3 separate regions of the Homo sapiens genome follow, and regions 1 and 2 are each linked to region 3. A link is a loop called in an ENCODE intact Hi-C map of the cell type or tissue named here. Cell type or tissue: PC-3. All regions are shown on one strand. Region 1 overlaps SUGCT (succinyl-CoA:glutarate-CoA transferase). Region 2 has its middle 290 kb from the start of INHBA-AS1. Region 3 has its middle 83 kb from the start of LINC01449.

Region 1 (2,500 bases), 360 kb before region 3:
CTGTGGGATCGGTGGTGATATCCCCTGTATCATTTTTTATTGCATCTGTTTGATTCTTCTCTCTTTTCTTCTTTACTAGTCTTGCTAGCGGTCTGTCAATTTTGTTGATCTTTTCAAAAAACCAGCTCCTGGATTCATTGATTTTTTTGAAGGGTTTTTTGTGTCTCTATCTCCTTCAGTTCTGCTCTGATTTTAGTTACTTCTTGCCTTCTGCTAGCTTTTGAATGTGTTTGCTCTTGCTTCTCTAGTTCTTTTGATGTGATGTTAGGGTGTCAATTTTAGATCTTTCCTGCTTTGTCTTGTGGGCATTTAGTGCTATAAATTTCCTCTACACACTGCTTTAAATGTGTCCCAGAGATTCTGGTATGTTGTGTCTGTGTTCTCATTGGTTTCAAAGAACATCTTTATTTCTGCCTTCATTTCATTATGTACCCAGTAGTCATTCAGGAGCAGATTGTTCAGTTTCCATGTAGTTGAGCGGTTTTGAGTGAGTTTCTTCATCCTGAGTTATAGTTTGATTGCACTGTGGTCTGAGAGACAGTTTGTTATAATTTCTGTTCTTTTACATTTGCTGAGGAGTACTTTACTTCCGACTATGTGGTCAATTTTGTAATAAGTGCGATGTGGTGCTGAGAAGAATGTATATTCTGTTGATTTTGGGTGGAGAGTTCTATAGATGTCTATTAGGTCCGCTTGGTGCAGAGCTGAGTTCAATTCCTGGATATCCTTGTTAACTTTCTGTCTCGTTGATCTGTCTAATATTGACAGTGGGGTGTTAAAGTCTCCCATTATTATTGTGTGGGAGTCTAAGTCTCTTTGTAGGTCTCTAAGGACTTGCTTTATGAATCTGGGTGCTCCTGTGTTGGGTGCATATATATTTAGTATAGTTAGCTCTTCTTGTTGAGTTGATCCCTTTACCATTATGTAATGGCCTTCTTTGTCCCTTTTGATCTTTTGTTGGTTTAAAGTCTGGGTAACATTGTCTTTTAAGATAGAAGATACTTCACCCTAGTTATATTGTAATAGGAAAGAGAAATTGCATATGTAGGGGAGAAAATGATTGATAGACTGAGGTCCCTGAGGAGCTGCAAGGGAACCTTGTAGAGCACTGTTTTTTACCTTACTCACACGTACACTCATCAGTGGACTCTCCTATCTGAGGTAATCTCATATTGTTGAACGTGGAGAAATCCTGAAAGAGATATGGGGAAGGAATAAATTGAAAATGAGAGTGTTAAGGAAATGGGGAAATACTATGGGAGTTGGCAGCTAGAAACACAAGTTAGGAAAGGAAAGAGTGGGAAATTCAGAGAAAGTGAAGAATCAGTAAGCAAGAGTTTGACTAAATATTCCGAAGGGATAGGTTATAAGTCCTCCTGGGTGTTCTGATGACTCCAAGGGCTGCTTATTTATTTTGCTGCAAGGAAAAAGCCACAAGCATGCCTTGATTGTGATGTCCCTCATAACTCACTACCATAGCAGGCAAACCCTCAGGTATTCTAGAGCTTTTTGTTTTGCATCAGTAAATATTTGCTGCCATTGTATCATCTTAGTAATGATTTACCATACATCCTATTTGAATTTCATGGAGCAACCCCCTTAAATAACTTTTAATACCAGAGATAATCCCAGTGGCTAAGTCAATTAGATCTTAAAAATAGAACCTTTGTTAAAAGGTCACTCCGATTTCTCTTCTGGTGTTGGGTTCTGACACTGATAAATTGTCCCCAGACTCCTCTCTTAACATCTTAGGTTAAGACTGTCTCTACTACATACATACACCAGAAGCACTGAGATTTTTTTTTTCATTTAAAAATAGATCCAAAGGCAAACATATTTAAAGTGGATTTCCTACTATGGCGATTTCAAAACCTAACACTGGAGAATGAAGGTGGTAACTGTCGTTTCACATGTGTACTCAGCAAATGCAATTTCTACTACCATAGTTTTCCTTTTCCTCCACCTAACTCTACTACACTGCTTATTATAAACAGTAGTTGGAAGGGGTAGATTTTATAAGCATTTGGGATGTGCATTTTCATCCTTGAGTAGAAAATGGACCTCTTAAAAATTTTCATTTACTTTTCTTTCCTTTCCTCTTCCTTCTCCTTTTTTGAGAAGGAAAAATGAAAAAAAGTATTTGAAAAGAAATTAAGAGGTGGCATGTATACTTAAATTTTTATTTCCCTTAAGTTTCAAATCTGGGATTCAAATAGCGACAGACTTAAGAGAAGGGCCTGGCATCACTCCTAGTCCCACGAAATTGTCCTACTGCCTCTTGACAGAGTTAAGGCCATTTGTCTCCTGGTTTTAATCTTATTGCTAAATAATAGCTAACGTTTAATGATTACCTAGTAGGTTCCAAGTATCAGGGATAAAAAATGAATAAGCACTGGTTCTTTTCCTAAAAGAACTCACACTGTAGTGGTGATGACTGGGGAGTGGCTAGATTAATGCAACAATTTAGGGAAAGTGGAAGTCAGAAGGAGAGAAAATGACA
Region 2 (2,500 bases), 220 kb after region 3:
CTGCCCTCAATGCCATTGTCTTTCCCTGCTTTTTCTCTACAGTGCTTACCACTCGCAGATGTGCTATGCACTGTTAATTATTTTCTGTGTTCATTGTGTAGCTCTCATCTCTAGAACGGAAACTACATAAGAAAAGGGATTTTTGCTTGCTTCTTTTCTCTGCTCTACTGCAGTGCCTGTAATACTGCATGATACACATATATATGCTCAATATGTATTTGTCGAGTGTCCAGAGAGTAAAGCCTGCAAAGCTATAAAATAATAGATAACCACATTGAAATTAATCCATCATTTTAGTTAGGTTTTCTCTTCTTACTTTGATCTAGATGGTTTCCCAAAGGATTTATAGATATATTATTATATCACTTTACCAAACTCTATCACCATTACTCTTATTTTAAGAAACAGTAATACAGGTAAATAATTTCCCCTAAATTCTGAAAGTCAAAATCCAGGCTGTGTCACCTTTAGAGCCACCAGAAGTTGCCGCAGAAGGATAGAATGGCTCTTTCTTATGACAAGGCTCTCTTTCAACCAGCAGCTCCTTCTAGGGGATATGAAAGGAAGTTTTAGTCTTCAAGGACCTTTGAAATGATGTGTCTGTCTCTCATGAATCAATGTAAAATTATTACACGTCAGGCCAGGCGCGGTGGCTCACGCCTGTAATCCCAGCACTTTGGGAGGCTGAGGTGGGCAGATCACAAGGTCAGGAGATCGAGACGATCCTGGCTAACACGGTGAAACCTTGTCTCTACTAAAAATATAAAAAGTTAGCCGGGTGAGGTGGCAGGTGCCTGTAGTCCCAGCTACTCGGGAGGCTGAGACAGGAGAATGGCGTGAACCCGGGAGGCAGAGCTTTTAGTGAGCCGAGATCACGCCACTGCACTCAAAAAAAAAAAAAAAAAAAAGAAAAGAAAAGAAAATTATTACACGTCAGTATATTTTTTACTGATATATATTATAGTAACATATTAAAATATATAATATTAAAGTTTCTCACCCAAATTTCACAAGACATTTCACAATATATCTACATTTCTGACAATGAAATCCTAGAGTGAAGTGAAGGCAAAAGAGTCAAAAGACAGAACCCCTAATAAGTTAAGGTGAGGGACAGAGCTGTCAATTAATGTGAGTCACTAAAAATTTACCCTCTGGCCTGCAAACCAACCCCTGGAAAACGTCAATTCAGATTCCTAATACTCTTAGGAATTCAGGAAAAGGGGAGATAACAATGGGTAGAAGGTGTTTAAATGCTTTCCGGAAGAAAGCAGGCTTTGGCTAGGCATTAAAGGATAAGAAGAATTTGCAGAGAAGGAAAAATATGTGTCTTAGGTAGGGAGCCACTATATCTGAAAATTACTCCAAAAATAACACATACACATGGTCTTCCTTATGCATTTATGCATAATTAGGTAACTGTGAGGATACTGGTTTGACTTAAGTTAAAATTCATATGAAGGGAGTATATTGAAATAATTTTGGAAAGGAAATTTGGGATTGCTTCAGGTGCAAGGATAGGATCTTTAAAATAGGCAGAGTCATTGAGACTGAAACTAACAGATGAGAGAGTTCTGTAGAAACTTGACAAAGGAATACCATGATTTATACTCCAGAGAATTGAAAGAAACTTCTTTACCAACATGGTAACATCTAGATTGGAGAAGCAGAATAAAGTGAAGAATCAAGTTAGAAGATAATGTCTAACATGATATACTAGACATGAGATCATCAGACCTTAATTAAAGATTCAAAAATTCCTAGAAATTTTAAAATGACAAAAAGCCAGGAGAATATTAAAACGTGAGAAATTTTGAATGAAATTGAGTTTTGTAAATTTGAACTCAATCACTTGTTTTAATAAAACAATGTATATTTGACATGACAGTTTATTTGTAAGTGATTATTTATTGCACATGAAATCTAAAAACTTTTTCTACTCAGAAATTATTTAAAAAGTACTTGTTGAATTCACTTTTATATGTTATTAATTGTTTTACAAATGGCTATGCGTGTGGCTGGACTCATTTCTCCTAAACCTGTATGTCTGTATGGGAAACAGACATACAGTGAAGAGAGTAAGCCATCCACATTGCTAGTAACACAATAAAGGTGATTTTGTTTCCCAGCTTTAGTGATCTCCACTGTGTCAAGCAGGTATAGAAAGCACTGGATGTCAGACAGAAGTGAAAAGGAAAAAAAAAAAAGGGAAACCAAGGATCAGCCTGCATAGAACTTAGAACACGTGGAACTTTGTTGAATGAGGTTTATTTGCTGAACAATCATGATTATTTCCTGTTTCTTCTGATGCTTCCTTCATACAAACTTTGTGAACTTCCAAAAAGTCAAAGTTCATTTAGATATCAGTTCTCTTGCTTCCTACATACAAACTTTGTGAACTTCCAAAAAGTCAAAGTTAATGTAGATATCAATTCTCTTTCATGTGTTAGCTTATTTTTAATTTGGTGTATTTGCAGGCATACATCAAGTCCTTTTATCT
Region 3 (2,500 bases):
TTTCCTTCCTTCCTTCCTTCTTTTCTCTCTTTCTTTCTCCTTCCTTCCTTCGTTCCTCTCCTCCCTCCCTCCTCCCATCCCCTCCTCTCCCTCCCTCTCTCTTTTCTTTCTCTCTTTCTTTCTTTCTTCCTTCCTCCCTCCCCTCCCCTCCCCCTTCCTCCCCTCCCCCTTCCTCCCCTCCCCCTTCCTCCCCTCCCCTCCCCCTTTCCTCCCCTCCCCTCCCTTTCTCTTTCTTTCTCTCTCTTTCTTTCTTTTTCTTTCTTTCTTTTCTTTCCCCTTCCTTCCTTCCTCCCCTCCCCTCATTTCTTTCTTTCTTTCTCTCTCCTTCCTTCCTTCCTCCTCTCCCCTCCTTCCTTCCTTCCTTCCTTCCTTCCTTTCTTTCTTTCTTTCTTTCTTTCTTTCTTTCTTTCTTCCTTTCTTTCTTTCTTTCTCTCTCTCTCTCCCTCCCTCCCTCCCTCCCTTCCTTCCTCCCTCCCTTCCTTCCTCCTTTCCCCTTCTCCTTCCTTCCTTCCTTCCTTCCTTCCTTCCTTCCTTCCTTCTTTCTGTCTTCCTTCGAGTCTCGCTCACTGTAGCCGCAACCTCCTGAGCTCAAGTGATCTTCCTGCCTCAGCCTCCAGCATAACTGGGACCACAGATATGCACCACCACACCCAGCTATTCATTTTGTGTTTTCAGACAGAGTCTTACTATGTTGCCCAGGCTGCTCTTAAACTCCTGACTTTGAGTGATCCTCCCACCTTAGTCTCTCAAAGTGCTGGGATTACAGGTGTGAGTCCCCACACCTGGCCAGCTCTGCTTTTCATTTGATGAGGAAGGTCCGTTGAGTGAAGTAGGAACTTGCTACATGAACTGTTCATTGAGGCCGTCACACTGATTAGCAAGGTGGGTGGTGCCCACTTACTTCCGGGCTCCTAGCGTAACAGTGGCAGTGGCCCCTTCTGGTTATGGTTCTCTCAATACTAACCACAAATGGAAAATGAATTGAGAATAAACTAGAACTATTAAAAGTAACCCCCCTCTGCTTTTATTTGGGACTACACAGAGCCAGTTTCTAGTACAACTTATTTTAACTGACAGAACTACGCAAGCATTGGCCTGTTAAGGATGAGTAAACTTCAAGGACAAAAACATCATTGTTATGAAAACATTTATTAGTTCCGCTCACAGGCACCAATCTAAGGAATTTAGAGTAAATAACCTCTCAGCAAATAAACTTACTGAAATAGTAACAGGAAAATGGTTCTAAAATATATACCAAATCATTTTCTTAATTGATGGCTAACTATATCAATTAAATAAAATAAAACTTGCTTTTAGATTTTTTAATTCCCCAAATTAAAATGCCATGAGGCAGTGAAGAGTAGAATTGATACTTCAGGAAAATAAATTAATTAAATGCAAGTCCAGCCATCAAAAATTTTCTGTAACTTAGAGGAAAAGTATAAGTATGGCCTAGAAAATATAAGAGACAGGAGAAAATACCCGGGAGAAAAACATATTTGTAATAGAAATTCATATTATTCACAGGGCACTTGAAAAAGAAGCAAAAATTATTAAATCATTGATACAAATTTTCTTAGTTGAAAACTTGATTTTGGGGATATACCAGAAGAAAAACAATGAAGGGGATTGGACATAAACACATTTGGGTGAAGCATTTTAATTTATGATAGTGTAAAAAAGTCTGTAAGTATACAACAAGGAAAAAAGCTACTCAACAAAAGGAGGAAAATGTGAGGTTAGAATTAGACATCTCAGCTACAATAAATGCCCTTAGATAGTAGGAGTCATGCTTGCAGTTTTCTGTGAAAAGAAATATTCTGAACCTAGAATTCGGCACCTGAAACTCTCATGCACGCATGAAAGTAACAGAAACGCAGCCTCAGTCATGACTTTACAAAGTAATGCATTTCTGCTAAGTGATTACAAGCCAAATGCTCCAAAATTAGTAATTAGCTTTCTTATACACCAGGAATAGCCAGTTGAAAACTGTAATACAAAAAAAAGATATTTTTATTAGGCAATCAAAGTATAAAACAAAATATCTAGGAATATAATGAGAAGTATACACAATATGGTAATGTCCTCTTTTCAGTAAATACTTAATGTTCACCAAGTTCCCAACATTGGGAACATAAAACTGAGTGACACAAAAGAAAATCTGAGTAAACGAACACAGTGCTCCTAAATGGGAAAATTAACAGTGAAAAATATCAGTTCTCCCTCAAATCTATCAGCCTGTTTATCTATCTGTCCCTATGTATGTATGTATGTATGTATGTATGTATGTATGTATGCATGTATCTATCTATCTATCTATCTATCTATCTATCTATCTATCTATCTACCTCTATCCATCTATCTATCTATCTATATTAGCTAAACTCAAACATTGATTATTTTAGAGTTGAGGAAGAGATTTAGAGAGATATTTATGTATAAGAATAAGTGAGACTGTAGCCGGGAAATATTTCGAAAAAAATTAAGACTGATTTTGGAG

What was found. A loop is a pair of places that touch in the nucleus more often than their neighbours do. Peaks named below come from ENCODE experiments on the same cell type or tissue, not always from the same donor. Only the 100,000 strongest peaks of a DNase experiment are listed, where the experiment ranks them.
Region 1: a loop joins it to region 3, with 4 times the contacts of the local background. A loop is called at or near these places in 1 of 110 quality-filtered maps.
Region 2: it touches region 3 in a loop (1.9-fold over the local background); 1 of 110 quality-filtered maps calls a loop at or near these places.

The regions. Positions count from the first base shown.
Region 1 is chr7:40,821,591-40,824,090 of GRCh38, forward strand. All of the region lies in intron 13 of SUGCT (succinyl-CoA:glutarate-CoA transferase), which reads left to right. Among named protein-coding and RNA genes, the nearest start is that of LINC01450, 160 kb to the right of the region's middle. In PC-3, no CTCF peak of the experiment used is centred here; a DNase peak (open chromatin) is centred at 1,441; H3K27ac peaks cover 1,408 bases.
Region 2 is chr7:41,402,297-41,404,796 of GRCh38, forward strand. No RefSeq gene overlaps it. Among named protein-coding and RNA genes, the nearest start is that of INHBA-AS1, 290 kb to the right of the region's middle. In PC-3, no CTCF peak of the experiment used is centred here; a DNase peak (open chromatin) is centred at 1,215; H3K27ac peaks cover 2,377 bases.
Region 3 is chr7:41,182,958-41,185,457 of GRCh38, forward strand. No RefSeq gene overlaps it. Among named protein-coding and RNA genes, the nearest start is that of LINC01449, 83 kb to the left of the region's middle. In PC-3, a CTCF peak has its summit at 973 (motif pointing left); a DNase peak (open chromatin) is centred at 1,034; H3K27ac peaks cover 2,500 bases.